Linked DNA regions of Homo sapiens: region 2 is linked to region 1. Evidence: read pairs that join two places in POLR2A ChIA-PET (ENCODE). Cell type or tissue: OCI-LY7. All regions are shown on one strand. Each heading gives the region's core, and the rest is flanking DNA. Links, peaks and the distances in the headings are about the cores only.

Region 1 (15,784 bases), core at 4,958-12,957:
AACAGAAGTGAGCCTCTCAGGCAGTAAATCAAAAGGCTACAGAAGAGTCAGATGCTCACTGCATGCTCTCTTTCCCCCATGGGAGAACTTATGGGCCAAGGAGATCTGTCTTGGTGCTGCATTCTACTGGCCTAGAGGAGGCTTGGTGCTGGTAAAGTAAAAATATTCTTACCCTTTTCAATGTGTCTTTTCTCATTTCTGTGCCCCATCAAGGTGTTGAATACTCTTGCTTGGAGTCCAGAGCTCTCAGAAAAGTAATTTTATCTATGGATGGTTATTAAATCAGTATTTCTGAGGGGAACAAGGGCTGGCACTTCCTATTCTGCCATCTTGCAGATGTCACTTCCAGAATTCTTTCTTAAGCAGAATTTGCCCCCTTAATTTCCCTGGAGGGTTTCCCAACATAAACTATTGTGTTCAGAGACATTAGGAACATTTCTCCCAGTTCATAGCTTAGGTCCAAATAACTTTTCCAGGCCTGCTTTTCTGCCAACCATTTCATGTTTCATGGAGCAGCCATAGGGCAGTGGTTTCTCACCTGGGGGTGACGGTATAGTGGTTTTAACTCCCGGGGGACATTTGGCAATGTATGGAGACAGTTTTGGTTTCATGACTTGGGAGGGGATCTTACTAGCATTTAGTGGAAAGAGGCCAGGAAAGAGTGCTGCTAAACACACTACAATACACAGCCCAAAGTGTCAAACTTATTGAAGTTGAGAAGCCCTACCCTATGAGTACAATTAGTAAATAATTAATACATATAAAGTACTTAGAAAGTCTCTGGGGCAATAGTGAGTGCTCAATAAATGCCAGCTATTTATAGGGATGGTCTGAATGATATCCCATTGTTGTACCAAACTGCTTGTTGACATTCAGTTTCATATTTAACTGTGAACTGCATAGAAGCATGTGACCCTCATGTGAGCATCAGCCTCCCTTCACTAACATAGTCCTTTGTGCGTATGAATCACTCCTACATGAGAATGGAGCAGTAGAAAGAAAGGGCCAATCCCCTGATTGAAGATGAACATCCTTATCTCTGAAATTCTAAGGCAGAGTTAGAAGAAAAGAGGTTGGAGTGCATTTCTGATTAACTTTGTAAATTTTAAAATTCCTACAGTTAAGTGAATTTGAATTTGGTAACAGAAAAAGTATAAAATTACTCTATTTCATAAAAGAAACAGAAATGATCTTTTGTCTTTTTCATGTATAAATTTGGCTGTGACCCACAGAAGTATGAAGATATGGTTTCCACACCAATGTTAGGCCTTCTCAAGGAGCTTAGAGTGTGTCGGTGGAGAGGGAGAAGCCCAACGGGAGATCTTATTCCACCTCTGCACGTCTTCAGGACCCCTGTGGAAACATGTGATCTCTAACAGTCTCTCTGGGGCTCTGCCCACCCCCAGCAGTGTCACCTCACATCACCGCACAATAAGAACTTTCTCATCATGAACATAGCTTTCTCTGGAGAAGCTGGGAAGTGCTTAACTATGCCAGAAGCTGGACAATTCAGGTAGAAGTGTAAATGTTGGCCTAACCTTCAAAGGACAGAAATAGCTTTCTTTGAAAGTTCTCAAAGGTGTTTCAGAACTCTGGAAAATTTTAAATCTTAAAATAACACTACAATTGTCCATTTGTCTTGGGGATGCCTGTGCGGAGTGAGAGTGAATCCCTAAATTTGACTTTCCGTCTCTCCTCCACTGCAGGATGTGGTTGGGCTTTTTCGTCCTTGGGCTGCCAAAACTGAAAAGCACCTTGCTCCACTCCAGAGGAATGTGTTCAGTGTCCTTTATAGAACCCACTTGTTTCCTGGCCTGGAAGGGGGATTGTCCCGGTGCACAGCCGGGCTGTCACATGTGTGACGTGTTAGCTGTCCCCCTCCCAAACATTAGCAAAGCATAGTACTGCGAAAGCAAATGTGGCTCCCAGGGCACCGCTCACAGGCTGTCACCAAAGCTTATGATCCCCGAGCTGACTGGGAATGGGGAATGTCAGGGAATACACAGTCTCCGCCCCCTTCTCCTTCAACTCTCACCCTTGGGCACATCACTCACGTCTCCTAAATCATCCCATGGTTTAGGAGTCAGGCAGTGATACACATGCTCTGAGCAGATTCTCAGGTGCTCTTAAAAGCTGCCAATGCTAATATTGCCCTGGAAAACAATGATGAGTATTTTAGAGCGACCCACTCACTGGGTGAATGCATTGAGTCAGCCCATCCCCCTGCCTTCACTGACTGCACTGCGGTGGGGTGGGTGGTGGTGTCTGTCCCTCTCTCTCTGCCTTCACTCCTAACTGACAGCTCCTGCCACCCTGATGCTCAGGTTTCATCATCCCATATACTCTGGGTCTTGTTCCGACTCTACAAAGAAAAGGTGCCACGAGGACTGTGACAGAGTATGACTATAATTCGGTAGAGGTCTCATCTCAACTCCTTGTTTTACATACCATGTGTTAACTGAGGCCACATGGAGAGGGTAATGTGAAGTGTTACCTGAAGGACGGTGGCAGAGCTCTGTGCACTGGCTGCCCCGAGGGGGCAGAAAGGAAGGGAGGGAGGGAGGAAAACAGTAGGGAAGAAGGAAGCCACTCTCTGCCCGCCCCCTGCCCCATCTCAGGCCCTAGCCCTCTGCCAGGAGCGTCTCCTGAGGCTGAAAGTGCCCCCTCCCGCTCTCAGACTCTGCGCTGCCATCTGCCTTGCTTCTCTCGGTACCACTTCCCCTGCTCTCTTTTGAATCGGATTCTCTCCTTCAAACTCCAGCTGATCCAGCCCGCACATGCCAGGCCCGTATGTAGATTCGTCTGTTGCCACCGTCCTCCAAGCCCTAGGGAGGGGTTGAGCTCCGTGGAAGGCCTCTGATGGGAGGGACACGACTCGGAGGCTGAGCAGCACAGGACACCGTGGTAAACTGGGATTCTTCTTTGCCTTTCTCAGGGAGGCAAAAGGTGCAGAGGCCTGCAGTGTGCTGTGAGCGACAGTGCCAGCTAGTGGCGCACGACTTACATCGCTAGCTACAGGGTTTCTTTTCTTTTTCTTTCTTTCTTTTTTTTTTTTTTTTTTGAGGCAGTCTCACTTTGTCGCCCAGTGGCACAATCTCAGCTCACTGCAACCTCTGCTGCCCAGGTTCAAGCAATTCTCATCGGTCAGGCTCCCGAGTAGCTGGAATTACAGGCATGCTCCACCACACCCAGCTAATTTTTGTGTTTTTAGTAGAGAAGGGGTTTCACCATATTGGCCAGGTTGGTCTTGAACTCCTGACCTCAAGTGATCCGCCTGCCTCGGCCTCCGAAAGTGTTGGGATTACAGGCGTGAGCCACTGTACCCGGCCCAGCGTTTCTTGACAACAGGGAATTGGGAGGATGCAGTCAGGCCTGGCCTTTAGTGGGTTGTAGAACTCCCTCTAGGGGTAAATGCTCAATAAAAATGGCTTAGCCTGGCCAGGTGTGGCGGCTCATGTCTGTAATCCCAGCACTTTGGGAGGCCAAGGTGGGCGGATCACGAGGTCAGGAGATCGAGACCATCCTGGCTAACATGGTGAAACCCCGTCTCTACTAAAAAATACGAAAAACAAAATTAGCCGGGTGTGGTGGAGGGGGTCTGTAGTCCCAGCTACTCGGGAGGCTGAGGCAGGAGAATGGCGTGAACCCGAGAGGCGGAGCTTGCAGTAAGCCGAGATCACACCACTGCACTCACTCCAGCCTGGGCAATAGTGGAGCGAGACTCCGTCTCAAAAAAAAAAAAAAAAAAAAAAAAGCCTTAGCCTGAAGAACACTGCCTTGCTTTCCATTTGGATTCTTTTCCTGTAGTTTGAATAAAGACGTAAGTTTTATAAAAATGTCTAGCCTTATTTTATGCATGTGCCCTGAGAAAGGTCTTAGACTCATTTACTGAAAGATGAAAGCAGCTATGTTTCTGAAATGAAGTCACTCTTCAATCACTTACTGCCTAGCAGGCAGCCACTGCCAAGTCCATTTTCCTGTTTTTATTGGAAAAAATATCATATCCCTTCCTTTAAATTTGTTTTTGATTCAAAAAAAATGGTTCTGAGATGTTAGAACATGCATGCTATGTGTCAAAATCTAATATTCACCAAAATCTAATAGTCATCAAACACTAGAAGCATTTAAGAAGAGGGCCGGGCATGGTGGCTCATGCCTGTAATCCTGGCACTTTGGGAGGCTGAGGCGGGTGGATTTCCTGACCTCAGGAGTTCGAGACCACCCAGGGCAACAGGGTGAAACCCTGTCTCTACTAAAAATACAAAAAAATTAACCAGGTGTGATGCCGTGTGCCTGTAGTCCCAACTACTTGAGAGGCTGAGGCAGGAGAATCGCTTGAGCCCCAGTGGCAAAGGTTGGAGTGAGCCAAGATCATGCCACTGCACTCCAGCTTGGGCCACAGAGTGAGACTCTGTCTCAAAAAAAAAAAAAGAAAAGAAAGAAAGAAAGAAAGAAAGAAAGAAAGAAAGAAAGAAAGAAAGAAAGGAAGGAAGGAAGGAAGGAAGGAAGGAAGGAAGGAAGGAAGGAAGGAAGAAAGAAAGAAAGAAAGAAAGGCTAAGTGCTGATTGGCTGCATGGAGGTGAATGGGCTTCCTTGCGATTAATGAGGCACAGCAGAAATGGAAGACGGGGAGGGCTTGAGGATGCTGTCCCAGGACAGTCCAAGGGACACAGCAGGGGAAAGAGATGTCCGGGCAGCAAGAGACGGAGAGCAAAGCTTGGGCCCTGACAGCATGGACCTACTTCTTTGAATCCCAGAAGGCAAAGTGCATACCCAGCCTACTGTGAGCTCATCCTCATCCCTGCCACTCAATTCACAGTTCTAAGAGTTGATACAGAAAATTAATTATATTTCATATATTCAATAGGTTAGACACAAACATTTCCTAATTAACTTTATTTCTAATAACATTACACCCCCTGCCAAAGCAATATTCTTATCTGAGGCCAGAGTTTGCAGTGGGAAGATGTAGAAAAGGAGAATGGGATCTATCCTGGTCTGGGAATTCTGTAAGAGTCTAGGAAGGCAGATGGAGCATGTGATAGCCTGATGACACGACAATTTGTCACAGACTCCTGAAGAAACCGCTAGCATTCTAAATGCGCAACTCATGGGCGTCATGATTTCATTTCTCTTAAAACCTGTGACTTTCCTGCGAACAATTTCTTTTCATAAGAATAAACTTGACATCCTCCACGTACGAATAATAGAAAGTTCTGTGCTGGTGTGAGAAGCACTCATGGAGGCCTCTGTCCCACACTGTGGTCTGAGAGAGCTTTCAAGTAAGACACATTTTAAGCCAGCAGCTTAGATTGATAGGTAGATAGATAAGTAGATGGATAGATAGATAGATAGATAGATAGATAGATAGATAGATAGATTATAGATAGATAGATAGATATAGTAACTGATTTCAGTAGGGAAGAATTATCATTTGGCCAGTTAAGGATAAAATGTCTTACTACATAAGGTTGGACTTTTATCCTTCTTATCCCCAAAAAACATATCCTGATTTTCCCCAGTTCTGCCTGTATTTGATATATAACAGGATTACAGTACCAAGATGTATATATTTAATCAAGTGAACTTTTGCTTGGCTGTGAGGCCCTCTGCTACAGTTTGAATGTGTCCCCTGCAAAATTCAGGTGTGGAAACTTAATGGCCAATGTGATAGTATTAAGAGGAGGGACTTTTGCAGGTGATTAGACCACGAGGGCTCTTTCTTCTTGAGTGGGATCAGACCCTCATAAAAGGGGCCTCACAGAGCATTCAGCTGGCTTGCCCTTTTGCCTCCCACCATGTGGTGACACAACCTTCCTTTCCTTTGGAGGACGCAGCAACAGGCACCATCTTGGAAGCGGAGACCTGGGCCCTCGCCAGGCACCGAACCTGCTGGTGCTTGGATCTTGGACTTCCCAGCCTGCAGAACTGTGAAAGAATAAATTTCTGTTCTTTATGAATTACCCAGTCTGCAGTATTTTGTTACAGCTGCACACACAGACTATGACACCCCCAACATGGAAGGTGCAGGACCAGCTCCATAGGGCATCAGATGCTGTGACCCACTTGGAAGGAAGTTAGAGGACTGCACTGAAGTGTCTGAAGAGCAAGCTCCCCTTTGCACAACCTCACTTTCATGTTGGTTTGGGGTAGCATGTGGGGGGCATTCCTTGGATGGAGATTTCACAGTTCTGTGTATGTCCTGCTTCACGCCACCTCTGATGAGCCCCTGGTGGAAACAAGAAACACTCCCCAGAAGGGAAGAGAGATCTTGATTCTAGGCCCATCATATCCTAAGGGAGGACTCCTTGAAGAATTCTTTTAAAAAAATATTTTTTTTAAATTTTAGTAAAATATACATAACATAAAGTTTACCATTTTAGCCTTTTTTGGTTTCTTTTGAGACAAGATTTTGCTTCCTCCCAGGCTGCCGCGGTGTGGTGTGATCACAGCTCACTGCAGCCTAAGAACTCCCAGGTTCAAGCTATCCTCCCACCTCAGCCTCCCCAGTAGCTGGAACTGTAGGCACACGCCACCATGCCCAGTTAATTTTTAAATTTTTGTAGAGATGATAGCAATCCACTTGGAAGGAAGTTAGAGGACTGTGCTGAGGTGTCTGAAGAGCAAGCGCACCTTCACACAACCTCACTTTCATGTTGGTTTGGGGTAGGTTGTGGAGGGTATTCCTTGGATGGAGATTTCATGGTTTCTGTTGCTGGGTTGCTTTCAAACTCCTAGCCTCAAGTGATCCTCCCACCTCAGCCTTCCAAAGCACTGATTTTAGCCATCTTTTAAGTGTAGAGTACAGTGGGATTAAACACATTCCATACTGTTGTGTAACCAGTCTCAATAACTCTTTAATATTGCAAAACTGAAAATCTGTCCCCATTAAATACCATTTTTCTCCCCCCCAAAGACTCTGTCTTTATGAGCTTGATGCCTCTAGGTGCCTCATGTGAGTGGACTCACACAGGAATTTTACTTTGTGATTGGCTTATTTCAGTAGCATCATGTCCTCAGTGTTCATCCTTAGTGTAGCATGTGTCAGAACTCCCTTCTGTTTCCAGGTTGAATGACGCTCCACTGTGTGCATAGACATTGTGCATATCCGCTCATCCCTCCATAGACATGTGGGTTGCCTCCACCTGCTGGGCATCGTGCCCCTGTGCACATGGGCACCCGGGTCTTGCTCTGGCGCTCCCCTCCTGCCTTCTGGGGTGAGAGCATTCGGGATGTGCTATAGGGAAATGGTATGATTTTAAAATGGAAGTGTTTCAGCCAGGCGCGGTGGCTCACGCCTGTAATCCCAGCACTTTGGGAGGCTGAGGCGGGCGGATCCAGGGGTCAGGAGATCGAGACCATCCTGGCTAACACGGTGAAGCCCCGTCTCTACTAAAAATACAAAAAATTAGCCGGGCGTGGTGGCAGACGCCTGTAGTCCCAGCTACTCGGGAGGCTGAGGCAGGAGAATGGCGTGAACCCGGGAGGCGGAGCTTGCAGTGAGCTGAGATCACGTCACTGCACTACAGCCTGGGCGACAGAGCAAGACTCCGTCTCAAAAAAAAAAAAAAAACAAAAAACAACAAAAACCCAAAAAACCAAAAAAATAAAAATAAATAAATAAATAAAATGGAAGAGTTTCACTCTCCCAGAAGCATGGCCCACCAAGTTTTGGAGGGGGGAGGGGGCAGGGTGAAGGATGAAACTGGGCAGGAAAACATTTTGGTTAGCGAGTGTGGCAGAGCTAGGGGTGGGTATTTGTGATGCTTTCTGAAATGTGGTTGGTTTTTGGAAAAAATGCCAGTAAGGACCCAGGTGCAAGAGCCGTAGGGCATCCCAAAGTAGGGGGTCCCTCAGCTTCCATGGCAAAGCTGCCTCTGCTCCAGCCTTAGCCCTGCCCCCCCGCCGCCCCCCCCCCCCGACCCCAGTTTGGATACCTGAAGCCTACCCCAGGCGATTGAACACAAAGCATTTCACTAACTTTCACAGCCTGTAAGCTTCACCAGCTGAGCAGAAGCTGCGGTTGGGCTGGGTGCATGACCTGCAGCCCTGGAAGTGAGGGCTCAGAGAGTCCCCTCAGTCACAGCTGCATGAAGCCCAGATGCTTCTCATTATGTTTCTGTCCAAGCTGCCTGGCCAGGAGGTTTGACCCAGCCCTTGGTTTGTACTTCCTGCACGGTGGCATCCAAGCGTGTTTTTTAAAAAAACACATATGTAAAAATGGTTAACCATACTCAACCTCTTCTGTCTCTGAGGAACAAGCAGTTTCTGTTGCATGTTCTAGATACTTGCTACCCAAAACAAGGCCCACAGGCCAGTGTCCTTAGCATCACCTGGGAGCTGGTTAAGAAAGTGCAATCTCAGGCCTCACCCCAGGCGCTGAAACAGAACCTGCATTTTCACAAGGGCCTTGGGTGTTTCGTGTTCAAATAATAAAGACTGACACCCCGGGACAGAAACAGTGGGGTGGGGCGGAAGGAGGGACAGGGGCAGTGGGGGTTAGATGGGGTGGGGGTGGGGGCTGTGCACCATTCTAAGTGCTTCCCAGGACTAATATATTTACTTCTCACTGCAGCTTGAAGCAATGTTATCTTGCCCTCAGTACAAAGTGAGCCCCAGGAAGTAGAGGCTCACCGCGGGTTTGGGCTAGGATAGGGTGCACCCACCATGTGGCCCAGGCCCTCACACCCACCTGGCTCCAGAGCATGGGGCCCGCTCCCCATTCTCCAGGCCTGGACCCTCTGTGCACCAACACCCGACTCATGAAAGAGCCAATAGGCTTCAACATACTATCTGTGGGACGTGTTTACTAAGCTGTGAAATTCCAGACACATATTCTCATGACTATTCTAATCCCTCCCATTACATGCAGTATGTGATGCGGAGGATGACGATGATATTTACTCCAAGATCATGGTTTTCTAGCATTCCTGGAAGCAGGACTGTGTCATTTTGCCAATACTCTACTCTTAGAAATACTGTAAGTTTTCACGTGATTTGGGTACAATTTGTCACTCTGTCACCCAGGCTGGAGTGCCGAGGCACAATCACAGCTCACTGCAGCCTTGACTTCCTGGCAATCCTCCCACCTCAGCCCCCTGAGTAGCTGGGATCACAGGCACACACTACCAAGCCTGGCTAACTAAAAAAAAAAATTGTAGAGACAGGTTTTTACTATGTTGCCCAGGCTGATAAACTCCTGAGCTCAAGCAATCCTCCCACCTCAGCCTCCCAGAGTTTTAGTATTACAAGCATGAGCCACCACACCCCGCTTGGCATAATTTCTTGCCTTTCTGGTAGAGAAGAGATTTCTCCCAGCCCCAGAGGTACCCACTCTTCTTTCCCAAAATTTTCAGAATGGACAGCACAAGCCTAGTGGCTCGATCCTGGCTGACTCCTGGCTTTCTTCTCTGCAGCGTGACATGGAAATACCAAGACCTTTCTTGATCATTGCTTCAGAAAGAGCTGGAAAAATTGCTTTACTCTCCTTAAACTCGAGTTCATTTACTTTTTCAAAGAGCGTTGGAAGGTATCATTCATTATGTTTGTGTCAGGGATGATTGGAGAAATTCATTTCCTCTGTTAAAGCCATTATATTTAGACTCCCTCCCTCAAGGTGATTCTCTGTTTTGGATATATATACGTATATAGACTTTTTCATTTCTGAAGCTATTAGTAACACGTGTTCAATTACTGGTGTAGAAAATGGATCTTAGACTGCTCTCAGTTCTTCAACCTGCATGTGTGGTCTATTTGTGATCCTAGAATCGATTTTGTTTCAAACAGCATTAAAGAAGAAACAAAAGGAATAGAGTAGAAACTATTGGAATGCACCATGCATTAGGTTTGCTAGGGCTGCTGTAACAAAGTCCCATAGACTGGAGGGCTTACACAACAGAAATGGATTGTCTCACTGTTCTGAAGCCTGTAGATTCAACATCAAGGTGCCTGCAGGGTTGGTTCCTTCCGAGGCCTTCTCCCTGGCTTGTAGACAGCAAGATGCCTTCCCCCTGTGTCCTCTGATGGTCATTCCCCTGCATCTGTCTGTCCTCATCTCCACTTCTTATAAAGACACCAGTCCTACCGGATTAAGGCCCACCCATATGAGTTCATTTCAACTTACCTCTATGAAGACCCCCCTCTCCAAATGAGGGAACATGCTGAGGTCCTGGGGGTCGGGGCTTCAACATATGAATTTTGCAGGAGGGACATAATTCGGCCTATAGCACATCATATCAGGTATTTTTTGTGAAACTTTAGCTTCAAGTGCGTGGTCTGTGTGTGTGTGTATGCATGCGCACATGTATTGGGTTACAATTTTAAGTATATTTCCTATGATGTAGGTGTTGGTCAAAAATATCTGAAAAACACAAGCTTGATTTGATGGTAGGGTGTCCTGTCAAGTGTGTTTCTCTTTGGGATGATGCAGAGATCGTGGGATCTGGAAGCCAGCTGGGAAGGCTAGGAATGAACTGTGAGATGAGCTCTTCTTGCACGTCTTGCCCCGCTTTATTTAATTATTGTTTGTTTTCTCTAGTTTTGGGTAATATCCAGGTTGTTGGCAGGTTTTGTGGAATTGTAGAATCAAGGTCCCATTTCCTTCCCAGTCACCAGCCTGGTTCTCAGCTCCCTCAGGTTGCTCTCAGGTTCTTGTTACATGGCCCCTCTATCCCAACAACCTAGAACCTCCAACTCATGCATACCCCCGCACCCACCTCCACCTACTGACTTTTGTTTTTGCCACCAGCTGGAGAAAACTCTTGGCCTTTAAGGCAAGAGTGATTAAATGAGGCCCACCCAGACAATCCCCCTTTTGATGACTTCAAAGTCAAGTAATTTGGTAACCTTAATTACATCTGCAAAATACCCTTTGCCAGGTAAGAGAGCGTAACTGTGAGCAAGGTGCTTCATCATGTTTGCTGTCCCAGGGATTAAGGTGAAAAGCCCTGGGGTCATTTTAAATTCTGCACCATTCAAGCCTAAAGCCTGTGAGGTGACTGGTGAACTTGCTCTTGGTCAGTAGAGATGCAAACTATTGGTGTCCAGTGGAGAAGATCATATCAAAGCCTTCAGCATTTTGTTCAGTCTTATTTTTTTTTTTTTCCTTTTGCCACTTCAGGACATTAGCCAGGTTTGCCACCACTTGGCAAACTTATTTCAGTGACATTTTTCCTCTTTCCTTTCCGATTGATGCTCTAGACCTTGTTCCATGAACTCCGTTTGAACCAACTTTGCCTTCCTGGTGAACTCTTCACTGATGAGTTAAATAAAGCAGCAACACACGTCCATTCTATATTTGTAAGGAGTCATCTGTTTGCTTTTTGACAAGGGCGATTCAATTTTCCCTGAGGCCTGTCGTTGCAGCTTCTGAGACTTTGTTTTCTCTTTTCCTTACCAGAAACCCCCTACCGTCCGAGCTCACGTGTGGCTCTGCTTTAAAGTGAAATGGTGTGAAAATTCACCGTGTGCATGGCTGTGCCTCATTAAAACCTTGCACGGTGACCAGCTACTCAAAAGGGAGCTCAGTGGAAAGCACTCTGCCATATGTAGGAGTTTCTGGAACAGGGGTGATAGAAAAGTTGAACAAAGACAAAAAAAAAATCACGCAGATCACAGTTGTGACTTTAGCTTTTTTTTTCCTGGGCATGGCAGCTGGGCAGAAAGGAAAAGCCTGGGCACTGCCTGGACATACCAACCCTGGAAAACGACAACCGCGGACAGTTCCCCAGACCTGAGACAGAGCTTTCCTCAGCTGGAAAGCCAGAGGAATACTACCTGCCGCTCCGCCTTCACCTGCGGCCCCATCTCCGTTCTAAGGCAAACTCTGACGGGCACTAAATTGGTCCTGTTCTCAGGCTAGGATAGGACAGATGACCCAGTTGCAGGCCCCAGCCTGTCCCTGGCCAGGCCTTTGTTACCACCCAGGCAACATCTTTTGAGACGAATCTTCCCTGACACTGCCGTGAGGGCCCATTCTGCAGTGCTCCTGGAACCCCACCTTTACCTGAAATTGAAAAAGAATCCTGTCCACATCTTGCAGTAATGCTGCCTGCTCCATGTACACCCCACCCCACACGTGAGGGTCCTGTCTGCTTTTGGGGGTCTGGCAGAAACCTTCATGGGCTTCTGGGAGAGGAACGGAACCTCCACTGTGGCTGGAGGCGCTGGAAAGCCTCCCTTAAGAGAGACTGCAGTGTGTTATGTGCTCACGTGCCCTCCTGAGTCATAAGGTTGTCCGAGCAAGTGGTGCTGCTTGTTCCCACTTTGCTCAGATGCACACCCTCTTTTCCTTCAATTCCTGAAGCTGAAAGATGGAAACCCAGCTCTCCCTCCATGTCCAGTATCCCACCTCCACACAAGAGACCACATTGAAATATTTAAACGTGACATTTCCAAGGTTTTGCACAGAGCCCAAGGGGAAGGATCTTAGCGTGTCTAGAAGTAGTGTGGTACTTGCTCTCACTGACTTTTAAGAATGAAGCCATGGCCCCTCACGGTGAGTGTTACAGTTTTTAAAGTTTCATGTCCCCAGTTCATTCTTTCAGATGCTCAGGTGTGTCCAGAGTTTTCTCCTTCTGGTGAGTTCCTGGTGTTGCTGACTTCAAGAGTGAAGCTGCAGACCTTGGCAGTGAGTGTTATAGCTCTTAAAGGTGTTATAGCTCTTAAAGGTGGCAGATCTGGTGTTCCTCCTTCCACTGGGTCAGTGACCTTGCTGACCTCAAAAATAAAATCGCAGACCTTTGTGGTGAAGTTACAGCTCATAAAAGAGCCGTGGAACCACACAGCAACCAGCAGAAAAGCGAAAGAATAACACCTCTACAGCGGTGAATAAAACGGGAATGGTGGCTGCTATCGGTACGGGCGGCCTGCTTTTATTCCTTTATTTGGCCCCACCCACATCCTGCTGATTGGTCATTTTACAGAGAGCTGATTGGTCCATTTTACAGAGAGTTGATTGGTCCTTTTTACAGAGAGCTGATTGGTCCGTTTTGACAGAGTGTTGATTGGCATGTTTACAAACCTTTAGCTAGATTCACAGTGCTGATTGGTGCATTTACAATCTTTTAGCTAGCCAGAAAAGTTTTCCAAGTCCCCACCCATCCCAGAAGCCAGGCTTCATCTCTCACTGGTACTCGCTGCCCAACGTTGCCGTACCTAGCCTGGGCACTCCAGCAGCCCAGAGGAAGCAGAGGAAAAGAGAGGAAGCAACAAAGAGAGGGAAACCCGCTATCGTAGCCAATGACCCCTCCAAGAGGGAAAGGCAGTCCACACAGAGGACCCTGCCTCTGATGAAGCCCAGCAGCAGCCAGTGGCACGGAGTGCGGGGCCCAGTGAGCCGGGACCCACCACGCCGGGACCCACCCTGAACCTGCGCTGGCCAGCCAGCGCTGCCCGGATCTCCTGCCCTTCCCTCGCCCTCCACACCTCCCCGCCAGCAGAGGGAGCCCACTCGGGCCTCCGCCAGCCCCAGAGAGGGGCCCCCAAAGCGCAGCTGTGGGCTGAAGGGCTCCTCCAGCGTGGCCAGGAGGCCGAGCAGACGCCCAGAGCAAGCGAGGACTGTTAGCAGGTTGTCATCTCTCAAGAGCTAAGAACAAAAATGAGATAACCTGTGTGGGCTGGCCTCTCTTGTGGGAGCTTTCCCAAGCCAGGCTAGAGTCTCTGGGATGTGGATCCATGTGGAGGGAGAAGGACTTTTACCCCTTCTCATCTGAGAGGACCTTCCTTCTGAGTTTTTTTTTTTTTCCTGAGGGTGTTTATTTCTCAAGACCATGGACCCCATTCAGTCCTCATTGCGCTGTGGTGGTCTGTGTCCCACGCCTTCCGAGCGGCCTCAGATGCCAGAATGTGAAGTCAACACAACCAGAGCAGTTGTCCTGGGAGAGTTAAGGGTCTGCTCTCAATCACGGTGGGGCAGGAGGTAAACTTTCAGGCGGTTTTTTTTTTTTTTTTTGAGACGGAGTCTTGCTCTGTCGCCCAGGCTGGAGTGCGGTGGAGCCATCTTGGCTCACTGCAAGCTCCGCCTCCTGGGTTCAGGACTTTCAGACGGTTTTTTTTTTTTTTTTTTTTTTTTTGAGACGGAGTCTCGCTCTGTCGCTCAGCCTGGAGTGCAGTGGTGCGATCTCGGCTCACTGCAAGCTCGGTTTCAGGCGGTTTTTATAGGCAAACTCCTGTGTTTGCTTTTTCTTCCCTTTCTTTGCTGTTCCTAAGCGGGTTCCTCAACTTGGGAGAGAATGTGAAGGTTGGGGAGGGGGTGTAGTTTGCTGTTTGGGAATGATTCTGCTATATGGGCCTTTCAGCTCATGTCAGGTGGAGAGAAAGCCAGCTCTGAAATTTCCAGGCAGGAGCTACAGGCTTCTGCACAGGTGAGGGGAGATGCTGGTCGGTCCCAGGAGCAGCTGTGGCCTGCAGTTTCTATATCCCCAAGGTGGTGGGAGGGCCTGAGAGGGAATGGGCCTGAAGGAGCTGGAGGCCAGGCCCAGGGATCCTGCAGGCTTGTCCCACGTGATGGGACACCTGGCCTGGCATAGCCCTGTGTGAGCAGTGGGCGGAGGGCAGGGCAGTTCTCAAAATCAGAGACTGAACCTCCTTCCTGTCAGTAGAGATTGGGACGTCTATTCATTTTGTGGAAAATACTTAGAGAAAAATTAAAGGATGGCAGGCTCTGTCATGAGTGTCCCACCTGTGCTGCTGCACAGAGCTCAGCCCTCAGAGGGTTCCTGCTGTGTTCAATCCTCTCCTGTTGGTGTCTTAAATTTCACAATGACTTTCGCAAAGTGTCTCTGCGTTTCCACTTTGCACAGGCCCTGTAGATCCTGCAGCCGGGTCTGCTGGCTTGCTATTTCTTGCATAGTTGAGTCTGGTTTCAGGCAACGCTTGGCACCTGGCAACTATGTATTGACCACGACTGTGGCTCCTGCACAGGCCCTTTGCTGACAGTCTCTTTGGCCTTCCCACTCTGCGGGGAAACTGAGGCTGAGAGTGGGGAAGGCTTGACCAGTGAGGCCCACTCCTCCATGGTGACCCGAAAGCTCGTTCTCTCCTTGCAGAGCTGAGCCTGAGCATCCTCACATTTGCCTGCATTTGTTCCAGGGCCTTTCCCTGGGAGTTTCCAAGCTCCAGGTGGGCAGGAGGCCATGGGCGGGGCCTTTCTGCACAAACGTCTTTTCTTTTTAGTGTCTGCCCTTAAAGGGAGGCGGCTAACAATCTCCGCTCCTCACCTCCTCACCAGATCCCCGGCTCCATGCTGTCGCTTCCTGGGAGAGGCTCAGGCCAGGACACAGAACCCACACCCCACGGCCCGGACCGCGCAGAGCGTCCCCTCCACATAGGAGCGCCCCTTCTAGGAGGGCTGCCGCCCTCCTGCCCAAGCCCTCCAAGACAGGAAGGAAGCAGAACCTACAGAGGATCAGACAACAGGCTCAGGACAGGAAGTGCCGGGTCGGATGCTTCCTCCAGCCCGTGTATCCTGAGACCAGTGCCATGTGGGGCCGCCAGAGTCCTGCCTGGTGCCCAGCACTCCTCTTCCTGGAAACGCATCCCTGTTTAGCGTAGCAAAAATGGGGAGCTAGTAAACCTCGTGTCATGGGCTATGAATGGAGACATAAAACACTGAAAATTCTACTACTGCGAAAGTGAAACAGTCTTGCTCCAAATATGGCCTTGACTAAATTAATTATTAAAATATAAAGGGAAACAACTTCCTTTCACATACTTGGTTGAGAAAGCAACTAAAAAATTTATTTCTTCTCCCATGAGAAACACTACCTTTTAAGATAAAATTTAT
Region 2 (15,784 bases), core at 3,073-11,072, 310 kb before region 1:
TTTGTGTGTTTGTTTGTTTTTTGATGGAGTCTCGTTCTGTCACCCAGGCTGGAGTGTAGTGGTACAATCTCAACTCACAGCAACCTCCGCCTTGTAGGTTCAAGCAATTCTCTTGGCTCAGCCTCCGGAGTAGCTGGGATTATAGGCACCCACCACCATGCCCAGCTAATTTTTGTATTTTTTAGTAGAGACAGGGTTTCGCCATGTTGGCCAGGATAATCTCAAACTCCTGACCTCAGGTGATCCACCCGTCTTGGCCTCCCAAAGTGCTGGGATTACAGCTGGGAGCCACTGCGCCCGACCATGCCCCCGGTGTTTCCACTCCAAACCTCAGAGGTGCATCTGGGGAAAGCTCTCCTATTCAAGTGTCCACTGCCCCAGTGATGGAGCACTGGGCAAGAAGACACTACAGCGTGGGGTGGGGGTGGCTTTGGGACCAGAGGCACATGACATGGAACCTCCACTTTTCCAAGTCCTGGCTCTGCGACTGTGGCAGGTTCTCAACCTCACGGGCTTTGGTTTCCTCTTTGGTAGAGTTGTTGGAGGAAAATCAAATGAAAATAGATACGTGTGAATGTCCCACAGTGTAGGGTGCAGAGGAGGGGGTGCGTCAATGGTAGCTCTAAGTGGTGGTGTTTGCAGTTCGGCCTAGGTCTCTGGTTCTTTATCCCGAGCATGGTAGGGCAGATCCCGTCCTGAATCACAGCCCATGTTCCCCTGAACACATGGAGGACCCTGGGTGCCCCAGGGGTCAGCGAGTGGAGCTGGGAATTTACTCCGCAGGCAAGGGCTCCCACACCAGTGAGGAAGTCTGCTCACCTGAGTCTCTGAGAGGGAAAGTTCAGGAATGCTGATGGTAGAGGTTTTACTGTGGCCATGCTAATGGAGGACTGAGGCTGGCCCCCAGCTCGGATTAACTAATTGGTCACATTGAGTCCCAATTGACTTGCTGGTCAGGAAGCATCTTCAGTTAGTCCCAGAGAGGGTCTGGTATCCCAGCTGGTTATGTCAACGAGAAACAGCACAGAACACTTGTTAAAGGTGGCAAGACAGATTTATTCAGACTGTTTCAATGGGGGAAAGGGACACCAGCATAAATGAACTCAACTCCAACCAAGACCTAAAGGTGGTAGGGGTTTTAAAGAAGAGAACAGAGAAGGAACAAAAACAGGCTATGAGAAGTATAAAAGGGAGAACCAAAAAGGTGACGAGAGGGGATGTGGGGAAATGAAAAGTTACAGGATTGAAGTAAGCAGGGGATTACTGGAAATTGTTTTGGCGATGTGGGTTGGGACGATGTACATTTTGCAGTTTGGCAGCAAACTGCAAAGACTCAACGTGGGGGCTGGTCATGTTAAGGGACTGGGCCAGCGCAAGCGAAAAGCAGGCTGGAGTGTGGCTGAGGCTCCCAGTCGAGTGTCTGGGCAAGCCCTTTGTGTCTACTGGAGTTTGCAGTTGGAACCAGACAGCCGCTGGTTTGGTTAACTCCTTGGAAGATGCTGGTCCAACTGCCATTTCTTCCGTTTACACCTGGACGCTTCTTGAAGCCACCTCCAGGGACATAGTCTTGCAAGATCCTGACAGTTACAGTAGCAATGTGAGCAGCCTTGGGCAAACAATAACAAGAACATGCACCGAGAAGCAAGAGGTTACTTGCCCCTAACAGCAAAGTGTAGAAGGTCAAACTGCCAAGGCTTCAGGAGGGACGAGAGTGTCCTTGGGACTGAATGCACAAAGGGCCACTGTCATCTGGGTTTGCGTGGGAGCTTGCAGAGGGGAGTGCACCATTCAGTGGGATCCTCATTTCCAGATATTCTACGTTTGTCGTCTGGCTTGCTGTGATTATTGTGCAAAAAGGACTTTCCCCACTTTTATTTGCTTAGTATTGAATCCAAGCAATATTTTCAAGAGCTATTTGTCAGGGGCTGAAAAGATCAAGGAGGCACAAAATCGTGGCTCCAGGGCACATGGGTACCTCAGAACAGGCCTGGAAGGAGTCCATTTGCTGTGCCCAGGACAGTGTGAGTGGCTCCCTCCCTGAATCCTAAAATGGGTTTACCCTGCCTTCTCTCATGCTGACTTCTCCTACCTGACTTCTGCTCCTTCACACCTGGCCATCCTCCAGGACTCATCCCCCTGGCCTCCACCCAGCTCTGAAAAGCTTTTCCCGGCACCCTCATCACCAGCCCCTCCCCAGCACTCCTCATTCACTGGTTCTCTACACCACTCCCTGCTGCCCTCAGCAGGACCCTGCTTTGTAAAGGCTTGGGGACTTCATACGTGTGTCTGGTTTCTCCAGCTGCTGGACAGAAGGGCAGAGAAGGTTCTTCTACTTTCGCCGTTACACCTCTGAGCACAGTGATAGATGTACTCCTTTTGGCAATGATGGGGGGACGAGGTGGATGTTTAGGCTTATGCATTCGTAGGCAAGACCACCGCAGTGCCTGGATGTGTCAGGCAGCATTTCAAGCCAAGAGAAACTCAGCAATGGCTGGAGAAAGTCCAGGACGGTCAGGAGAGCAAAGACTGAGTTACTTGAAGCCTGCTGCTCACAGACTCCAGGCAAGCACCTGACTCTGAGCCTCAAAGCCCAGTAAGATCTGGTTCATCTTCCAAGGTGGTGTGGAGAGGTTGGCTGTTGCACTGAAGAGGCCCTTTGCAAGGCCACTTGCCCAGACTTGAGCTGGACAACATCAGCTTTTATGTAGTATAATTTTGCAGAGGAAGGTTCCTCTTGATTTGACCATTTGTCTTGAGTTTTGTTGCCCTGAGTATTGTCTTGGGCATAGGGAAGGGCTCTGATTTCCAAAAGAGGCCAGCCAAGAAGAAGGAGAGCCCAACTCTAAAGTGGACTTGGGTCTCAGGCATCCTGGCCTGGAGAAAGAAATCCGGATCAGCAGCTCGGTTCAAAGGAAGCAGAGCTGGAGTTCCCAGAAGAGGAACACCAGTTGGAGGAACCGTGCTAGGCGTGGAACCAGTGGGCGTGAGTGTTTTTGACTTCCGGTCCAGCTTGGCTCTGGGGCTGTGGTGGACTGAGCCCACAGCTGAGGACAGCTGAGCTCAGCTCTGGGGAACACAGAGGCATGTACACTGCCACAGGCATGCTGGATTTGGTTTGAGCAGAAGTAGCCTCTGTTTTGTCTTCCCTTTGTTTCTCAGCATCACAACAGTGGAAGCCGACATCACTGTGTGAGTGTGAAGCATGCCGTTCTTCAGCTCTGCACAGCTTGCTGGGGACTCTGGATCAGCCCAGTCACCTCTGCAGCCTCAGGCCTATGGCCCATGCCATGAGGGGCTGCTCTCTTCCAGTTCAAAGAGGCGATGACTCGGAAGTGTAGACAGACACCGGGCAGCTGAGGGGAAGGCTGCAGGCTCAAGATGGCAGCTGTCTTTCCCATCTGTTTAATTTGCCAAGCAGCAGGCTAGAGTCTCCAGGGGCAGGAATGGAGCAGGGTAGGGAGAAGAGGTTTGAAAGGTTATCACAGTTTGAAATTAGCCTAGTGTGGCCGTGTATTATTATCTCATTTTTCTTCTCCTTTCTCAGGCAGTATGGAGACTTTGAGAAACACCAACTTATGTTGCTGAGTTTTCAGAGAAAGTTAATTTCTAGAGGAGACATTTCTAAGTATGAATGAGGACACAGAGAGTTTGGGTCTTGCCATCCCCACAGACTCAAGATTTGCCTCTGTGAGCAGTCTTGGGTAGGAGGAAAAGTCCATCCAGGGCCAGCCGCGAGGTGTGTCTGGGGCCTCCATGGACTGCCCCACAGGGCTCTGTTTCCTGGCTTTAAAAAGGTTATGTTTGCACTTTGGGAGGTGAGGCGGGTGGATCAACTGAGGTCAGGAGTTCAAGACCAGCCTGACTAACATGGTGAAATCCTGCTTCTACTAAAAATACAAAAATTAGCTGGGTGTGGTGGTGGGTGCCTATAATCCCAGCTACTCAGGAGGCTGAGACAGGAGAATTGCTAAAACCCAGGAGGCGGAGATTGCAGTGAGCTGATATTGCGCCATTCCACTCACTCCAGCCTGGGCAATAGAGCAAGACTCCGTCTCAAAAAAAAAAAAAGAAAAGAAAAAAAGAGAAAAAGAGGTTATGTCGGGTCCCCCATGCACCCTACACATGTGGGCCTGTTCTGAATCTTTCAGAAGCTGCCTCTGTGAAGTTTCCATTCCATTGCAGAACAAAGATCATTCTCTGGTCCAGATGCTCTGAGCTGCACAAATCTGAAGACAAGGAGGGTGGCTGGTGGTAAATGAAGATTATAGGAGGCCATTGTTGTGGACTAAGTCTAGAAATCAAAGTAGAATCAGCCATGCTCAGCAAACCTAAAGTAAGTTGTTATCTGACCTTCTGCAAAATCAGGAGTGACAACACCCTATTTCCCAAACAGACCAGTTTCCATCTTCTGTTGACAAGGTCATGAAGCTGCCCCTGTTTTCATCCTTAACTGAAGTCACCTGCTGGCAACAAACAGTTATTTTTCTATTGTTCTGCCTCCTTGTCCTCATCTTATAAGACAAGTAACTGTGAAATGACCAATCTGTTTTTGTCCTGGTTTCTGCTCTCTTCAGCCCTTCCTTCTCTGTCTACAAAGCCCTTCTCTGTCTCCTCTGCTCAGCTCATTGGAGCACTGATCCTGCATTATGGAATGAGGTGTTGCCCAACTCTGGAACTGCAAATAAAACAAGTTGAGATCTTTAAACTAAATTTGTTATAATTTTGTCTTTTGACAGTGGCTAGACCTTAACCCATGAGTGGCTGCTGCTGTGAGCAGTAATTCTCTTTTTCTGTCTGAGCCACTGGAAATAAACAGAGTTAATAATAATAACTGACCAGGCATGGTAGCTCACACCTGTAATCCCAGCAATTTGGGAGGCCAAGGCATGGTGGTCCCAGCTAACTCGGGAGGCCGAGGCGGGTGGATTGCTAGAGCCCAGGAAGATGAACCTACAGAGAGCCATGATTGTGCCACTTCAAATTAAATAAATAAATATTTAAAAGCAATGACTAGGAATAAAATGCTAATGAATACAATAAAAACAGATTGGCCTGGGTGCTGTACTCCCCCTGATTCCTGGGGATGACAAAATTTTGAGTAAATGCTCAACTTCAAGATGAAATGGTGAAGTTTACCTTGAGGGATGGTGATGGAGGCTGGTGAATATTTAACTTTTTTTTTTTAACTTTTAATTTAGGTTCAGGTGAACATGTGCAGGTTTGTTGTATAGGTGAACTCATGTCACAGAGGTTTGTTGTACAGGTTATTTCGTCACCAAGGTACTAAGCCTAGTACCCAATAGTTAGCCTCTAGCTCCATCCATGTTCCTGCAAAGGACAAAATCTCATTCTTTTTTATGGCTGTGTAGTATCCCACGGTGCATATGTACTACATTTTCTTTATCCAGTCTACCATTGATAGGCATTTAGGTTGATTCCATGTCTTTGCTATCGTGAATAGTGCTGCAATGAACTCCGAGTGCATGTATCCTTATAATAGAAAAACTTATATTCCTTTGGGTACATACCCAGTAATGGGATTGCTGGGAACTTACACTCCCACCAACAGTGTATAAGCATTGCCTTTTCTCTGCAACCTCTTCAGCATGTTATTTTCTTGACTTCTTAATCATAGCCATTCTGACTGGTGTGAGACAGTATCTCATTGCGGTTTTGATTTGCATTCCTCTAGTGATCAGTGATGATGAGCTTTTTCTTCATACACTTGTTGGCCACATGTATGTCTTCTTTTGAGAAGTGTCTGTTCATGTCCTTTGCCCACTTTTTAATGGGGTTGTTTGTTCTTTTCTTGTAAATTCAAGTTCCTTATAGATACTGGATATTAGATCTTTGTCAAATGCATAGTTTGCAAATATTTTCTCCCATTCTGTAGGTTGTCTGTTTACTCTGTTGGTAGTTTCTTTTGCTGGGCAGAAGCTCTTTAATTTAGTTCCCATTTCTCAAATTTTGCTTTTGTTGTGATTGCATTTGGTGTATTTATCACGAAATCTTTTCCAGTTCTGATGTCCTGGGTGGTGTTGCCTAGGTTGTTTCCCAGGGTTTTTATGACTTGGGCTTTTACATTTAACTTTTTAATCCATCTTGAGTTGATTTTTATATGTGGTGTAAAAAAGGGGTCCAGTCTCAGTGTTCTGCATATGGCTAGCCAGTTATTGTGGCATCATTTATTGAATAGAGTGTCCTTTCCCCATTGCTTCTTTTTGTCAGCTTTGTTGAAGATCAGATGGTTGTAGGTGTGTGGGCTTATTTCTGGGTTCTCTATTCTAGTCCATTGGTCTATGTGTCTGTTTTTGTACCAGTATCATGCTGTTTTGGTTACTACAGCCTTGTAGTATAGTTTGAAGTCAGGTAATGTGATGCTTCCAGCTTTGGGTTTGTTTTTTTTTTCCTTAGGATTGTCTTGGCTATTCAGACTTTTTCTGGTTTCATATGAATTTTAAGATAGTTTTTCCAGTTCTGTGAAGAATGTCACTGGTAGTTTCATAGGAATAGCACTGAATCTGTGAATTGCTTTGGGCAATATGGCCATTTGAATGATACTGATTCTTCCCATTCGTAAGCATGGAATGTTTTTCCATTTGTTTGTATCTTCTCTGATTTCTTTTAGCAGTGGTTTCTAATTCTCCTTGTAGAGATCTTTCACCTCCCTGGTTAGCTCTATTCCTAGGTATTTTTATTCTTTTTGTGGCAATTGTGAATGGGTTCGTGTCCCTGATTTTGCTCTTGGCTTGATTATTGTTGGTGTATAAGAATGCTAGTGATTTTTGTACATTGATTTTGTATCCTGAAACTTTGCTCAAGTTGTTTATCAGCTGAGGGAACTTTTGGGCTGAGACAATGGAGTCTTCTAGATATAGAATCATGTCATCTGCGAAAAGGGGTAGCTTTCTGTCTTCCTATTTGGATGCCCTTTATTTCTTTCTCTTGCCTAATTGATCTGGCCAGGACTTCCAAAACTATGTTGAATAGGAGGGGCAGAGAGAGGGCATCCTTGTGTTGTGCCAGTTTTCAAGGGGAATGCCTCCAGCTTTTGCCCATTCAGCACGATATTGGCCGTGGGTTTGTCACTGATGGCTCTCATTATTTTGAGGTATGTTCCTTCAATACCTTGTTTATTGAGAGTTTTTAACATTAAGGGATGTTGAATATTATTGAAAGTCTTTTTTTGCATCTATTGAGATAATCATGTGATTTTTGTATTTAGATCTGTTCATGTGATGAATCATATTTATCGATTTGTGTATGTTGAACCAATCTTGCATCCCAAAGATAAAGCCTACTTGATGGTGATGTATTAGCTTTTTGATGGGCTGTTGGATTTGGTTTACAAGGATTTTGTTGAGGATTTTTGCATCAATGTTGATCAAGGATATTGGCCTGAAGTTTTCTTTTTGTGTGTGTCTCTGCCAGGTTTTGGTATCAGGATGATGCTGGCCTCATAGAATGAGTTGGGGAGGATTTCCTCCTCAATTTTAAAAAATAGTTTCAGTAGAAATGGCATCAGCTCTTTTTTGTACATTTGGTGAATCAGTCTTCTCCTGAGCTTTTTTTGGTTGGTAGGCTATTTATTACTGCCTCAATGTCAGAGCTGATTATTCATCTGTTTAGGGATTTGATTTCTTCCTGGTTCAGTCTTGGGAGAGTGTGTGTGCCCAGGAATGTATTCATCTCTTCCAGGTTTTCTAGTTTGTGTACATAAGGGTGTTCATAGTAGTCTCTGAGGGTTATTTATATTTTTAGTGGGGTCAATAGTAATATTCCCTTTGTTGTTTCTGATTGTATTTATTTGCATCTTCTCTCTTTTCTTCTTTATTAGTCTAGCTAGTGGCCTATCTTATTATTTTTTTTTTTTTCAAAAAACCAACTCCTGGATTTTTTGGTCTTTTGAATGGTTTTTCGTGTCCTAAGCTCCTTCAGTTCAGCTCTGATTTTGGTTATTTCTTGTCTTCTGCTAGCTCTGAGGTTGGTTTGTTCTTGCTTCTCTAGTTTTTTTTAGTTGTGATGTTAGGTTGTTAACTTGAGGTCTTTCTAACTTTTTGATGTGGGTGTTTAGGGCTATAAATTTCCCTCTTAACACTGCCTTAGCTGTGTCCCAGAGATTCTGATATGTCATATCTTTGTTCTTATTAGTTTCAAAGAATTTCTTAATTTCTACAATAACTTCATTATTTACCCAAAAGTCATTCAGGAGCAAGTTGTTTAATTTCCATTAACTTTCACTTCATACATTTTTCCTGCTGGGTCTCTTTTTACAAGAGGCATGCTTTGCTTTGTTAAATTAAAAAAATAAAGAAAATTGAAAGAGAGAAATAAACAGCAATTTTGAAAAGAAAGAAGAAAAGTTGAAATAAAGATGATTAGGGATGGGATATGGGGGGAGATGAGACAGCCTAGGGTCAGAGAAGACCGAGAGAACCTCTCCGGAGTCAGAGCCTACATGGATCTTCCAAGCTCTAGAACCCAGTTTGTAAATTGCATGTGCATAGTGCAAGGACGGTCTGAAGCACAACTTTGTCAAAACTATGGGATACAGAACCTCATGACCCCCATCACCACAGGGCCACAGGGTGTTTGTTCCCAAGAGCCAGGCAGCCCCAGCTGGCATCCATCCCTCCTCCTGGGCAGCATGGCTGAGGGCACATGGTAACTGGGAAAGTCCCCAGCCCAAAGGCCTATTTGAATTAGGACCAGCCAGTGGTGGCATCAGAGATGAACCCACCTCTACAATGGGCAAGTGTTATCATTCTTTGAATAACTGTTATTGAGTCTTTATTAAGAGAGGAGTAACTGGGCATTAGAATTCACATGTGTTGGAGAAAAAGTTTGTGTTTATCTGATGACATAGTCTGGGGCCAAAAAGCTTTATTAGCCACCATTTACAGCTCTTGCTGAGCATGCTCTCAGTGAAAATTCCAGGATTTCCCACTAAAAGTTTGGCTTCCTGAATACTCTCTTCATCCTAAAGTGGAGGAGCATGGCATTCTGAGGACAAGAAAAGGAGAAATGGTATATGATAAGTAAAGCACTGAGTTTTTAATCCAGAGGCTTCTAGTAGCTGCTTTGGGACGTCTTCCACAGGATACAGATGCCTTGTTCTAGAGCTAACCCAATCAGCTTTGTCATGGCCCCTGGGAGGTGCTGTCCAGAGTCCCTTCAATGACAAACTCTCTGCCCAGCTCCAGGGAGTGCTGGTGGCAGGTGGTTTCCAGCTGCCAGACCCTTGGGGACTGCCTCTGCTTCAGAGCCACCTTGTCCATGGATGCATCCCTCCCTGGGGTGGCCCACACCCAGTGATGGATCCAAGTGGTTATAGGAAGGCCTGTCCATCTCTGTCCACCTTAGAAACAACACTAACTAGCTAAGGAGCCCCCCTAGGGCCAGCTGAAGCCACTTCTGGGTCACCCCTCAGCCCAACTTCCCCTGAACAAATCCCACTTCTTGCTTCTCCTCCCATAGTGTTGATCCCTAGCAAGCACCCTGTGTGCCCAGCTTCATCTCAGCATCGGCTTCCAGGGCTGACCATGACAACCATCTGACCTAAAAATGCTCAAAGGCAGAACACTGAGGAAGCAAAAGGTTTAATTTATGTACTATGTATATCTGCAAAAACATATTCAACATACGAAGTATATTTACACAAATGTTAATGTATAAACATAAATATTCAAAGTATGTATTTACATCTACACACATATTTAATTATTTGAGTATTTTTAAAGTATTTAAAGTATTTACTAGGAGCTCTCTTATCTAATTCCTGTGAACCCTGTAGTGAGTAAGCATACAGCCAAAATTATTTAAAGTAGAAAATCATTATATATGAGCATATATATATATATATATATCTATTACATGCACATGTGTATATATGTGATGTGTATATGTGTGTGTCTATGTAGGCATGTGCAGGTATGTGCGTGGGCACACACATATGCACATCACATGTAAACATAGTTACATATGTGAACATACATAGGTATACGTGCGTGTCTATATGTATATGTGTGTATGCATGTATGTGTGTGTCTGTGTGTGTGTGTATAACATTTTATTTTAACTTGAAGCCTAAAGACATAGATGTACGTGCTGGTCATCTGATTTGGTGATTTCAGATCTATATTGACTTCCTGTTCAGAGCACACAGTTGTAATACATTGTCCATATTTATCAGTTTCAACAGATTTAAAGTGACATGAGAGCTTAAAGACTTTTGGACAGACTCTAAGCGTGGAATTCTTATGGAATTTTACTTCCCTCCATTTGTTAGAGTTTCTTCCCACACACTTAATTGGACATAATGTTTTTTCATGATTCACCTTGATTGAGTCTTTCCAAAGCTTTGAACTTCATTTTCATAGAAACAGTAACTCTTTCCCCACTCATATTGTCATGGGATTAGGTAATATTTAACTAAATCACATGACAACACTATCTGGGCGCACTAGGGCCGGGCACCAACGCCACCGACTCTAAGGCGGCGAGCATCTTGATGGATCAGGCATGGGGCTTGCTCCCTGGTGCTCCAGGACCTCAGCTGCAGCCCAAGGATTCCTTCGGGAAGGTGCAGGAAGCTGGAAGAGCCCTGCCAGCCCAGAGAGGCCATTGTGGGAGGGTCTTTAGGAGAGTTTCTCTTGAGTAAGTGTAAATGCAAAATGTTGAACGTCTAGCTACTGCGGTGTCATGTATGTTTTTAAGAGGTGCACACGCTCACTCCCGTCACTCAGCCCATATCACTAGGTTTCTCTGTGCTGGGCACTGAAAATACAGTCCCCCAGAATGCAAAGTCCTTGCCTCAGAGGGACTCACAGGTGCATGGCACCAATCTGTAAATAGCTATCCCAAGCAACGAGATAGGTGCTGTGAGAATGTGCAGGTGAGAGAGACCACCTAGGCAGGCAGGGCACAGTCCAAAGGGAGGTGACATTTATTTGAGGCAAGTCTTGCAGAATGAATTTGAGGCATATCTTGCAGAATGAGTAGGAATTATCTAGGTGAATAACTGGGGGAGGCACCTTCCCAGCCGGTGACCTTTAGGCAAAGCCACTGATTTCTGGAAGGCTTCAGCTATCTTCAGGAATGATCAGCAATTCAGTGTGACTGGAGGCCTGTGCATGGAATCAGAGAGGCAGGAAGCACAGAGGCTGCAGAGGGAGAGGCAGAGTGGACAGGAACACTCATGTGTTTGTATATTTATGTTCTCCTCACATACTAATTTTCCTATGGAACAAACAATAATACTTTTTTTTTCTTTGGACAGAGTCTTGCTCTGTCACCCAGGCTGGAGTGCCGTGGTGCGATCTTGACTCACTGCAACCTCTGCCTCCTGCATTCAAGCGATTCTCCTGCCTCAGCCTCCCAAGTAGCTGGGATTAGAGGCGCCTGCCACGTCACCCAGCTAACTTTTGTATTTTTAGTAGAGACGGGGTTTTGCCATATTGGCCAGGGTGGTCTTGAACTCCTGACCTCAGGTGATCTGCCCACCTAGGCCTCCCAAAGTGCTGGGATTACAGGCGTGAGCCACAGCGCCCAGCTAACAATAATACTTTTTAACAGATTTTTTGAAGTTTTAAAATTTTAATTATTATGGATACATAGGCACATTGGGTACATGTGATGTTCTGATACCGGCATACGATGTGTAACAATCACATCAGGGTGATTAGGGTACCCATCACCTCAAGCATTTATCATTTCTTTATGTTAGAAACATTCCAATGCCACTCTTTTCATTATTATTATTCTTATTTATTTATTTTTGAGACGGAGTCTCTCTCTGTCGCCCGGGCTGGAGTGCAATGGCGCGATCTGGGCTCACTGCAAGCTCCACCTCCCGGGTTCACGCCATTCTCCTGCCTCAGTCTCCCGAGTAGCTGGGACTACAGGCTCCTGCCACCATGCCCGGCTAATTTTTTGTATTTTTAGTAGAGACAGGGTTTCACTGTATTAGCCAGGATGCCCTTGATCTCCTGACCTCGTGATCCACCCGCCTCGGCCTCCCAAAGTGCTAGGATTGCAGGCGTGAGCCACCGCGCCCAGCCCATTATTTTTGAATATACAATAAATTATGGTTGACTTTAGTCACCCTGTTGTGCTTAACTGAGATTAAATGCAGGTCTGATTAAATGCACCTGGAATTTATTTTGCGTGCTAGAAGGCAGGCATCAAGTGGCTCATCAGATTTTCCAGGACTATTGATTGCACTGTTTTTGTTTGTGCTCACTGAGTAGCAAAGGCTGGCCTGTCATGTATCCTGTGGCCTTGGTGCTGCAGTTTCTACATTACAGGATTCCAGGGGCTTTGCTTACATCATAGTCCACAGGCTGTGCAGTGAGATGCCATTGCACCCCTATGAGAATGATGACAGTGATAAAGGCCAACCACACAGGTGACGGTGAGATTGTGCAGGACTGAAACCCACACACCGCTGATGCAGATGTCACATGAAACAGAAACTTTAGAGAACTGCCTGGCAGCCTCTTAGAAAGTTAAACATACACCTACTGCATGATCCGGCCATTCTGTGGTACTTACCCAGGAGAAAAGAAAGCATAAGTCTGTACGAAGGCTTTTACACAAACGTTCTTAGCAGCCCATTTGCAATAGCCAGAAACTGGAAACACACAGTTTTATCCACATGATAGATGACTACCCAGCAATAAAAATGAATCAACTATTGATACGCGTAATCATATGGGGAAAAAATAAATCTCAAAATAATTACGCTGAGTGAAAGAAGCCAGGCCCCTTCCCCCAAGAAAGGGGAGGGTGCTGTATGATTCCATATATTCTATAAATTTATAAGATGTATATAAAATCCTAGAAAATACAACTAATTCACAGTGCCACCATATAGATACGGCAAAACCCATCAAATTGTATATTTTACATATGTGCAGCTTATTGTATGTCAATTGTACCTGAATAAATGGTTGAGAGTGTGTGTAATCCATGCAGCTACCAGAATAAAGCTTCTCGATCAAGAGGTGTTTTGGAATAACAGTTATTTTATTTTAAGTTATTTATTTAGAGACAAGAGTCTTTTTTCGCTCAGGCTGAAGTGCAGTGGCGTGATCTTGGCTCACTGAAACCTCTGCCTCCTGGGTCCAAATGAGTCTCATGCCTCAAGCTCAAGTAGCTATTTTTTATTTTTACTAGAGACAGGGTTTCACCATGTTGGCCAGGCTGGTCTCGAACTCCTGACCTCAAGTGATCCACCCACCTCAGCCTCCCAAAGTGCTGGGATTATGAGTGTGAGCCACCATGCCCTGCCAGTAATTTTAATTTTAGATTATATAATAGAAATGGATTTTTGAGTCAATGTGGGAAAGGTAAAACTTTCCCTAATTGTTTTCTGTTTCGAATTAGAAAAAGAAATTTTTTTCATGGATAACATAGAGAATTTACAAGAAGCTTATATGAGTTTCCTGGGGCTATTGTAACAGAGCACCACAGACTGGGAGGGTTTAAACAACAGACACTGGTTGTCTCACAGTTCTGGAGGCTGGAAGTCCAAGATCAAGTTATAGGCAGGGTTGGTCTCTTCTGAGGTCCTTCTCCTTGCCTCACAGATGGCCACCTTCTCCCTGTGTCTCTTCACCTATTCTTCTCTCTAGGTTTGTCTTAGTCTCTTCACATGGCATTCTTTTCCTAGTCATATTACCAGTCATATCAGACTAGATAGAGCTCCACCCTACTGTGGCATGACCTCATCCTAACCAATTATACATAACTGCATGTTTCCAAATAAGGTCATATTCTGAGGAACTGGCTATAGAACTTCAATATATGAATGGGGGTAATGAATTCAACCCATGACAAAGTTCTACCTTATATTTTCATTCTTAAAAATAATAGAGGGGTTAGGTGTGGTGGCTCACACCTGGAACCCTAGCATTTTGGGGGGCCAGGGTGGGAGGATCACTCGAGACCAGGAGTTCAAGACCAGCCTGGGCAACATAGTGAGATCCCCGTTTTTACAAAAATAAAAATTGAAAACTATTTAAAAAAAATAGAACAAGAAAGAAATGTGCACCTCTGTTTCTGCCATGCTATACTTGGAAATCAGCCAGGAAGGGAAAGAGCTTTTTGTGCAGCAACTCAGGCTGCCTCCTTGTGCTCTGGAAAAGACTTTCTCTCTGCCCCTCTTTGTTCTGCAGCCTGGGGTGCAGGTTTCTGCCAGGCTGGCCCTTCAGGTTGCCTGCTTTGCTCCTTTGGGCTGGGCCTTTGTAAGGGTGGCACCTGTGCGTGCCACATCCTGCAGGGTTCTAGGGGCATTGCTGCTTTATTGAGGTTTGTTGGTTCGTTGCCATCCTTTCCTGACCCTCCTTTCCTTAGACTAGCATCAAGTTGTCTACATGAACTGAATTCACCAAAACTGTTGTTAGAGATCTGCTGGTAGCAAGCCCTAAGCCTGTCATGAACAGGCCTTAAAGAAACTGGCCATAAACAGCATTTCTGCAGCAATGTGACATGCTCGTGATGGCTATCACGCACACTGCTAAAAGTTGTTGGTTTACTGGAGCGGGACAAGGAAAACCTGGCCCACCCAGAGTGGAAAACTGCTCAAATCACAAACAATAGCAGAAGCGGCCTGTGCCTTAACAACATGCTTTTGCTGCAGATAATCAGCCAGGGCCTGTTTCTCTGCTCCTCACTAGGAATGCTTTTAGTTAATCTATAATCTGTAGAAACTATGCTTATCACTGGCTTTCTGTCAATAAATGTGTGGGTCAACATCTGTTCGTGGCTCTCAGTTTTGAAGGCTGTCAGCCCCCTGATTCCCACTCTGCACTCTATTTCTGTGTCTTTGTCTTAATTCCTCTAGCGCTGCTGGGTTAGGGTCTCCACGACTGAGCTGGTCTCAGCAAGCGGTGCTCAACATGGGGGCTTGAACCCAGGATGAAGAGTCGCTGGAGCGGTGGTTGGAGAACCTGGAAGTAAGCTGGAGAACACCCGAGTACTCTTAAGCAATCCCCGTGGTGAGTAAGAAGGGGAGCTTGGAAGCATCAGGGTAACAATGGGGCAAGGGTCGAGCAGACAAGAGGCTTATTTGAGTCGGCTTCAGCATCTCCTCAGAAAAGGAGGAGTGAAGGTTAGCACTTATGCAGCTTTTTAGTGCAGTAGAGAAATATTGCCCCTGGTTTCTGGACTGAGGAACTATGAATGTAGAGGTCTGGGAAAAGATAGGCGGCACACTGAAAAAGGCATATAAGGATGGTGCTGAGGATATTCCTGTAACTGTCTGGTCAGTGTGGGCTCTGGTTTGCTCCACCTTGGAATCTTTCCACACAGATGATGATGAGGAGGAATCAGAGGAAGAAGAAGAGTGTAATGAAGTAACAGAAGAGGTGACAGAGCAGGTTTGCTTGCCAGCTAAAGCGGCAAAGGAGGGAGAAGTTTGTCCCTACCCCTCTGCACCCCCCATTATTTTGAAGAAGAGTGGCCTGACCCTCCAGATCTTTCTTTTCTGGAGGACGGGGGCAAAAAGTAGCTGCCCTGGTGACCGTTCAAGCAGCGCCTCGAGTGACCTCTCTCAGTTCTATTCAGGCAGGAATCCAGCAAGCTAGACAAGAGGGTGGTATGGATGCTTGGCAGTTCCCTGTTAGAATACATCCACCTGATCAACAGGGGAATATTATAGCTATGTTTGAGACTTTTCCTCTTAAATTACTTAAAGAATTTAAACAAGTTATTAATCAATATGGACCAGGTTCTCCTTTTGTAATGGGACTGTTAAAGGATGTTGCTGTCTCCAGTCAGATGT

Evidence for each region. Peaks named below come from ENCODE experiments on the same cell type or tissue, not always from the same donor. Only the 100,000 strongest peaks of a DNase experiment are listed, where the experiment ranks them.
Region 2: POLR2A ChIA-PET joins it to region 1 with 14 read pairs; 2 of 35 experiments call an interaction of 5 or more read pairs at or near these places.

Annotation. Positions count from the first base shown.
Region 1 is chr15:25,931,133-25,946,916 of GRCh38, forward strand. The region is part of intron 1 of LINC02346 (long intergenic non-protein coding RNA 2346); the gene reads left to right. Among named protein-coding and RNA genes, the nearest start is that of LINC02346, 37 kb to the left of the region's middle. RefSeq lists enhancers at 1-335, 11,708-12,208. In OCI-LY7, for the core only: a CTCF peak has its summit at 7,085; DNase peaks (open chromatin) are centred at 8,119 and 8,619; H3K4me3 peaks cover 399 bases; H3K27ac peaks cover 2,520 bases.
Region 2 is chr15:25,621,686-25,637,469 of GRCh38, forward strand. LOC124903448 (a long non-coding RNA gene) reads left to right here and starts at 14,767. Exons shown (of 2, transcript XR_007064543.1): 1 at 14,767-14,999. In OCI-LY7, for the core only: no CTCF peak of the experiment used is centred there; no DNase peak of the experiment used is centred there.